Regions from separate parts of the Homo sapiens genome. Here region 2 is linked to region 1. A link is a contact called in ENCODE Hi-C or POLR2A ChIA-PET data. All regions are on one chromosome and are shown on one strand. The core of a region is the stretch at or near the end of the contact, and the rest is flanking DNA. Distances in the headings are between cores, read along the strand shown. Region 1 overlaps LOC116435278 (a long non-coding RNA gene). Region 2 overlaps DNAAF5 (dynein axonemal assembly factor 5).

The links. Hi-C counts contacts between places; a loop is a spot of excess contacts on that map. ChIA-PET counts read pairs that join two places held with the same protein, here RNA polymerase II (POLR2A). Pooled maps may share reads with other maps.
Region 2: a map of Caco-2 shows a loop between it and region 1 (4-fold over the local background). The contact joins two enhancer-like sites. A Hi-C loop is called at or near these places in 1 of 168 maps with a recorded cell type or tissue (Caco-2) and 2 of 50 pooled maps. POLR2A ChIA-PET finds 5 or more read pairs at or near these places in 2 of 52 experiments (PC-3 and activated CD4-positive, alpha-beta T cell).

What each region holds. Positions count from the first base shown.
Region 1 is chr7:433,469-437,371 of GRCh38, reverse strand. The region is part of intron 1 of LOC116435278 (a long non-coding RNA gene); the gene reads right to left. Among named protein-coding and RNA genes, the nearest start is that of PDGFA, 84 kb to the left of the region's middle. RefSeq lists enhancers at 153-988, 715-1,914, 2,661-3,496, 3,497-3,903. Within about 2 kb of position 1,996, at least 4 of the 41 ENCODE cell types and tissues checked have a DNase peak (open chromatin) inside an H3K27ac peak, as active enhancers do.
Region 2 is chr7:766,391-770,293 of GRCh38, reverse strand. All of the region lies in intron 8 of DNAAF5 (dynein axonemal assembly factor 5), which reads right to left. Among named protein-coding and RNA genes, the nearest start is that of PRKAR1B, 41 kb to the right of the region's middle. RefSeq lists enhancers at 1,613-2,140, 1,590-2,789. Within about 2 kb of position 1,338, at least 12 of the 41 ENCODE cell types and tissues checked have a DNase peak (open chromatin) inside an H3K27ac peak, as active enhancers do.

The DNA of each region.
Region 1 (3,903 bases), core at 747-3,246:
GCTGCCCGGCAGCCTCATGCCTGGTTTTAAATCTGTTTGTGCTGCCTGAAAACATGTAAAAAAAGGTAATATTTAGTTTGAGCCTATATTTTAACTCCATCACCCAAACATTGTCATTGCAATGTGCAGTCAATGTAGAAATTGCTGGTGAGAGCTCGGTCATGAGTCGGCGCTGACTCCCTCCCACCTGTGGCTGGTCTCACCAGGACGTGCCCCAGGTGCTCCGTGGATGCAAGGGGCTGGGGGCCGCTGTGGCTGGCACAGCTCTCCACCTTCCGTGATAATCCTTGCACCTTTAATGGGCCTGGCTCAGGCTCTGAGTGGGTGCAGTGGAGGCCCCAGGTCAGAGAGAGGCAGAGACCCCCAGGCTGGAGATAGAGATGGGAGGGCCTGGATGGGGCAGGGTGGGGCCTTGGGGAGGGGTCGCCGTGGTGCACAGTGTGGGGCCCTCGGTCGGTGCACCCTGGGCTGCCTGAGGCCTGGAGGTGGGCACCGGGGTGGATCTGGCCTCTGGTTCTGTTGTGTCCACTGGGCCACATGGCCTGGGCAAGCCAGGGTCTCCAGGGGCTGGGGAGGTCCCCCTCACCCACTCTCAGGCACGGCCCCCGACTGGAGCAGGCCATGGTGGCAGAAAAGGGCGTCCACACCCTCAGATTATAGGGACTTGCATGGCAGCAGGCTCCCCGCAGACCACTGAGGGTGCTGAGACCCGGGTAGGTGGGAGAAGCTGTCCAAGCGCAGGAGGTTACGTGGTCCGGGCCACGCCAGGCCCCACCCCGGGTGCTGCTGCCTCCGGCCTTATTTCCCTCCGGCCGATCTCGGTGGTTGTGGGCGGCATCATCGCACGGACGTGCACGGGGGCCTCCAGGGCCTCACACTCCAGACGTGACCAGCAGAGACGGTTCCTGCAGCCTTGGCCCTCGGATGCCTGTGCCGGGAACAGGTGGCTTAGTGGGGCCTGGCTGTGGCCTCCTCTGCGTCCAGGCCTCCTGCCGCCCCCGCCCCTTGGCCCTCATTCTGGGGGGCGTGGGCCAAGCTCCCTGTGATCACCTCTAATGGGCAGCCCCTCCTGGAGCCCTTTCATCTGATCCACAGAGTGTTTCACAAACACTGACTCATTCACCTCCCACGGCCTCAGAGGTAACTTGGTCCATTTGGTAGGAGGGAGACTGAGCCACCTCATTGTTCAAGATTTATTGCTGGGCCACCCAGCAACTCATCCCGGCCTCTTCCCCTCGAGACCCCAGATGTAGGAATTTGGCCAGAGAAGCAAGGGGGGCGGCCCTCCCAGAGGGCCAGGTGGACGGGCCAGGCCAGGCTCTGAGCTGAGACAGCTCCTCTGTGCGTGCGGCTGCCTCTGAGCCAACGGGGCGGGGCTGCTGTTCCACACCCGGCTGTGTCCGTGCCAGACGCTTGCTCACTCATGTCCCTTTGTGTGTGCACAGCTGAATCCTCACCCGAGTCACACAAGTCTTCCAAGTAAGTTCCGTTCTTCCCCCTTCTACAGGCAAGGACACAGAGCTTCGCAGAATTCAGCTCTTTCGGCCCAGGTAGCGCAGAGACTAAGCCTGGGAGCTACCGAGATCAGGCCTCTCTGGCCCCCAGAGTCGTGCTTCTCATTTCGCGTACGCCGTCACCACAGAGCGGCATCTTGTTTACGAACTGCCAAGCATGAGGTTAGGGTGTGTAGTCAGGATCCACGGGGAACAGGCATAAGCCGAGGAGTGAAATGGGATTGTCCAAAGAGGAAGGTGATTGTAATTGCTGAATATTATAGTTCCTTCCTCTCAGTTTCCATCTCAGCTAAACTGTAATCAGACTTCGTTACAGCTTAGACAGTGTTTAAAGGGAAACGCACGGGGCCAGCGATCCCTGTGCCTGTTAGTTCCTGCTTTGGGACCTCCTGCGAGCCGAACGGGCCTTTCTGAGCTGGGGAGCATGCCCGTTCTCACCTGCCCACCTGCGTCTGCTTTGATAACCCGGACATTATCCCGGCTCTCCCCGCGCCCGCCTGTCAGTCAAGCCCTTTGTGAAGTCACTTTCGTTTAGACACTTCTCCTGCTCCGACTCAGGGTAAAAACGTGTCTTCTGTGTGACATGGAGGGAGGTGGAAATTACTACGTGCATAGAAAACTGTAGGTTACACAAATAACCTGTCACCAGAGATAGGCAGCCGAGCTTTAAATCAACTCACGGCAGCCAGGGCCTTCGTGTGCCCTGGGGCCACTCGCCCTGCACGGGGAGGGGCGCATTGCAAAATTCCACCTCCCTCCGGGTGGCCGCTATGCAGAGCTTCTGTCTGAAGCTTGTTTTCCTAACAATGTTGACATTCTTCCCCGGCTCTCTTCGGCAGGTCCCTTGCCCCAGGAAGGTGGGGGACGACCCAGCCAATCTCTCCAGAGCCCGCGGCGTGCACAGCAGAGCTCAGAAGGGCCGCTTCTGAATCCTCGAGCAGCAGTGTTCGATTTTCTGTCAATGCTGACTCCAAACGGCTGCTCTTCCCCATCCGGGTGCTGCCGGTCTCCAGCCAGCATGTGCCAGACTCGGAGGGGACAGCAGCTTGAGCTCATAAAGATACAATAATAATCGTAAGGGGCATAACAGGGGTCGGGCACGGTGGCTCACGCCTGTAATCCCAGCGCTTTGGGAGGCCGAGGCGGGCGGATCACGAGGTCAGGAGATCGAGACCATCCTGGCTAACACGGCGAAACCCCGTCTCTACTAAAAATACAAAAAACAAAATCAGCCGGGCGCGGTGGCTCACGCCTGTAATCCCAGCGCTTTGGGAGGCCGAGGCGGGTGAATCACGAGGTCAGGAGATTGAGACCATCCTGGCTAACACGGTGAAACGCCATCTCTACTAAAAATACAAAAAATTAGCCGGCCGTGGTGGCGGGCGCCTGTAGTCCCAGCTACTCGGGAGGCTGAGGCAGGAGAATGGCGTGAACCCGGAAGGCGGAACTTGCAGTGAGCCGAGATCGCACCACCGCACTCCAGCCTGGACGACAGCGAGACTCTGTCTCAAAAAAAAAAAAAAATTAAAATAAAAAAATGTTTTTTGAGACAGGGTCTTGCTCTGTCACTCAGGCTGGAGTGCAGTGGTGCGATCTCAGCTCACTACAGCCTCGACCTCCCTGGCTCAAGGGATCCTCCTGCCCCGGCCTCCCGAGTAGCTGGGACTACAGGGCCTGCGGCTACACCCGGCTAATTCTTTTATTTTTTGTAGAGAAGGGTTTCCCTAAGTTGTCCATGCTGGTCTTGAACTTCTGGGCTCAAGCGATCCTCCTGCCTCAGCCTCCCAAAGTGCTGACCTCGCAGGTGTGAGCCACTGCACGCACCCCCTTCCTTCCTTTTTCCTTTCCCCTCCTTCACTCCTTGAGCTGGACGCAGCAGCATCTGAGTAACTGTGAACTGCTGTGTGCCGGGATGTCCTGCACGGCTTTTCTTGGTGGGTTTTATGGAGTCGGTGAGAAGGATAGCGGTTGTCAGGTGGATGCCCCAGCACTGCAGGATCCAGCTGAGCCCCACCCCTGGCCCAAGGAACCCCTGGGATCCAGCCCTGTGCCGCTGCCTGGGAGCAGGGCAGCCGTGGCCGGGCAGCCTGGGCGGGCGTGTTCTCCACACTTCCAGGAGGAGGCGGCTGGAGTTACTGGCCCCATCTTTAACCTGAGAGGCTTGGAGTGGTGACGTGGCTTGCCTGGGGTCACACAGCTGGAAATGACAGGGGGCGGGGAATGGGGATCTGACATGGGGTCTGTGTGGGGTCCTCTCCCCATGTCCCACCTCGCCCTGTGCTGGCAAGGCAGGCTGAGGAAGAGTCGGCTTCTATGGGGCGACAGGCTGTGCCTCAGAGACCTTCTTCTGGGTTCCCCGTGTGGCTGCTTCAGTTTGTGTCTTTGGAAC
Region 2 (3,903 bases), core at 89-2,588, 330 kb before region 1:
TTAACCCCCCAAAATCACGTTTTTCCATATGAAAACCTATTTGGTCAGGCATGGTGGCTCATGCCTATAATCCCAGCACTTTGGGAGGCCAAGGAGGGAGGATCACCTGAGGTCCAGAGTTTGAGACCAGCCTGGTCAACATGGTGAAACCCCATCTCCACTAAAAATACAAAAATTACCCTAGCATGGTGGCATATACCTGTAGTCCCATCTACTTGGGAGGCTGAGGCAGGAGAATCACTTGAACCTGGGAGGTGGAGGTTGCAGTGAGCCGAGATCGTGCCACTGCACTCCAGCCTGGGTGACAAAGTGAGACTATGTCTCAAAAAAACAAAAACAAAAACAAAACCTGGACGTGGTGGCTCACGCCTATAATTCCAGCACTTTGGAAAGCCAAGATGGGTGACCTGAGGTCACCTGAGGTCGGGAGTTCGAGACCAGCCTGACCAACATGGAGAAAAATCCCATCTCTACTAAAAATACAAAATTAGCTGGGCGTGGTGGTGGGCGCCTGTAATCCCAGCTGCTTGACTGCTTGAACCCGTGAGGCGGAAGTTGCGGTGAGCTGAGATCGCACTATTGCACTCCAGCCTGGGCACCAAGAGCAAAACTCCATCTCAAAAACAAAACAACCTTCCATTTTTCTTAAACTTTTCTAAATTTTTTTGAAAAATTAAAGTCAAGCAATAGTTGAAACAACGACCAAAATCAATTGTTTCAGTGAAAGAACTTCTTTAATATCTGCTTCTCAGCGTTGCAGCCCTCACCCCGCCCACACTCAGGGCCAAGCTCCTGCACCGTGGCTGCTCTCCGGTGGGCGCGAGGCTTGGGCGCCTGCACTGTGCATCCTACGCCCCAAGGGGTCCCCACTGCAGTAGGGCCGCCCCGCCTCCCTGTAAGTCTCCATGAATGACAGGGCAAGGACAGCTCTGAGAGTCCCTGCAGCGTCTCCTGCCAGGCTCAGCCTGCAGGCCCAGGAGCTGAAGGCTCAGGGTGGGGACTGGGTTGGGGCCGCAGAAGGAGGCGCTCTGGCCCCGGGCCAGTGTAGAGGGAGCGTCCACTGGCTTATCCAAGCAACTGTGAGTCACCTTGAGCCGTTGCTGGGGACCTCGCGATGTGAGCCTTCTCCCTGGCGCCGCCAGTCATCAGAGCAGGCTGCTCGGTAGTGGACTGAGACCCCCGCACCTGCCCTTGCCACACGGAGACGCAATGTACTCGCTGCTCTGGCTCGAAGTCAGGCCTCGCGGTGAGACCAGCTGGTGTCTTGGAGGGCCTCCCCACGCAGCCGGGCAGGAGGCGTTGCACCGAAGCTGCTGGGACGCCTGACTTGAGCCTCCCGCCAGAGCACGAGTCTTGGGCCAAGTGCCGCCCTGCCACGAGAACCACGCTGCTTCTGACCCAGTTTCTGACTGTTTCACCCTCTCTACATCTTAAACTGGAAACAAGACAGTGTTTCTGGCTTAAAAACAAAAAGAAAACAGCCAAATGTCCACAGGTCAAGTCCAACTCCTGGGATGGGAAAAAGAAGCACGCTGACGGGTGAGCCACTTGCTGTCAAGAATGTTCAAACCTGACGCCTGGGCCACGTGTCTGCCTTCCCAGCATGAGCGCTCCTGCTTGCAGCACGGACACTTCTGCCCGGGCCACCCATCTGCCTTCCCAGCATGAGCGCTCCTGCTCGAGGTAGGCGTGGACACTTCCGCCTGGGCCACGTGTCTGCCCTCCCAGCACTAGCGCTCCTGCTTGCAGCACGGACACTTCCACTGGACCACTTGTCTGCCCTCCCAGCGCGAGCTCCTGCTCGCTGCACGGACACTTCCGCCCGGACCACGTGTCTGCCCTCCCAGCCGGAGCGCCCACTCGCAGCACAGACACTTCCGCCCGGACCACGTGTCTTCCCTCCCAGTGTGAGCTGCGGCTCACAGCACAGACACTTCCGCCAGGATCACGTGTCTGCCCTCCCAGCGAGAGCTCCTGCTCGCAGCACGGACACTTCCGCCCAGACCACGTGTCTCCCCTCCCAGCGCTAGCTCCTCCTCGCAGCACGGACACTTCCGCCCTGATCACGTGTCTCCCCTCCCAGTGCGAGCTCCTGCTGCAGCATGGACACTTCCGCCTGGACCACGTGTCTGCGCTCCCAGCCGCGAGCGCTCGCAGCATGGACACTTCCGCCCAGATCACCTGTCTCCGCTCCCAGCGCGAGCTCCCGCTCGCTGCACGGACACTTCCGCCCGGACCACGTGTCTGCCCTCCCAGCGCCAGCTCCTGCTCGCTGCAAGGACACTTCCGCCCGGGCCACGTGTCTACCTTCCAAGCACGAGCGCTCCTGCTGGCGGACACTTCTGCCCGGAGCCACGTGTCCGCCCTCCCAGCACTAGCGCTCCTGCTTGCAGCAGGGACACTTCCACCGGACCATGTGTCTGCCCTCCCAGCGTGAGCTCCTGCTCGCAGCAGGGACACTTCCACCCGGACCACGTGTCTGCCCTCCCAGCGGGAGCTCCTGCTGGCAGCACGGACACTTCCGCCCGGATCACGTGTCTCCCCTCCCAGCGCCAGCTCCGCCTCGCAGCACGGACACTTCCGCCCTGATCACGTGTCTCCCCTCCCAGTGCGAGTTCCTGCTTGCAGCACGGACACTTCTGCACTGGCTTCACTTTCCCTCCATATCACACCACACCTGTCTTCCCATTTTGCTATAAAGGCTTAGGATAATTGTTTTTAATGGTTGCCAGAGCATTTCTTCTATGGAAATATCATTATGTATTTAACTTCGTATGAGGTATTTGGGTCACTTACAATTTCTATTAAATTATGCCCCGATGCATATTTTTGGGTGCATAGCTTTTTCCATAATTAGAATTGGAAGGATAGATTCTCATGAATGTGATTGCTGGATGAAAGGAGTGAAGACATTGGCAATTCCAGATGCGCAGCGTCCCACGGCTTTCCAAAAGCACCTTGGCACTCCCAGCTCAGCCACCCTAGGCAGCAGCTATTTCACTTAATTGGATAAATGAAGAAATGGGACCCTACAGTCTTTTTTTTTTTTTTTTTTGAGACCGAGTCTCGCTCTGTCGCCTAGGCTGGAGGGCAGTGGCACAGTCTCGGCTCACTGCAAGCCCCGTCTCCTGGGTTCACGCCATTGTCCTGCCTCAGCCTCCCGAGTAGCTGGGACCACAAGCGCCCGCCACCGCACCCAGCTAATTTTTTGTATTTTTAGTAGAGACGGGGTTTCATCATGTTAGCCAGGATGGTCTCGATCTCCTGACATCGGGATCTGCCTGCCTCGGCCTCCCAAAGTGCTGGGATTACAGGCGTGAGCCACCACGCCCAGCGGGACCCTACAGTCTTTAATTCATATTTCCTCATCACTAGAAGGGCTGGATAGTTCCCACTCTATTTGCTTATTAGTTGTATTAATTCTTTTTTATAAAATGTGGATATTTTGCCTGTTTGTTTGGGAGTTAATGCTTTTTGTTTTTTGGAATCATGGTCTCTCTCTGTTGTCCGGGCTGGAGTGCAGTGGTACAATCACAGCTCCCTGAAGCCTCAATTTCTGAGCTCACGTGAGCCTCCTTGCCTCAGCCTCTATCATCAGAGCAGGCTGCTCGGTTATGGACTCAGAGTGCTGAGATTATAGGCGTGAGCCACCGTGCCCAACTCTTAATGCTTTTGTTCTCATTTTGTGTCAGCTTTATGTAACAAAGATCTCACACTGTCATCCTTATTGCAAATATTTTCCTAAGTCTATGTTCCTTTTATTTTGGTTCAAATGTATATAGTCAAATCAATGTCTTTGTAGATCCCCCATCCTCTCAAAGTTTAGAAATTATCCCTTTCTGTATGTTTAAAATAATTAAAATTTAAAAGGTATCTTCCCATAGAACTTTTGTAAATGAGAAA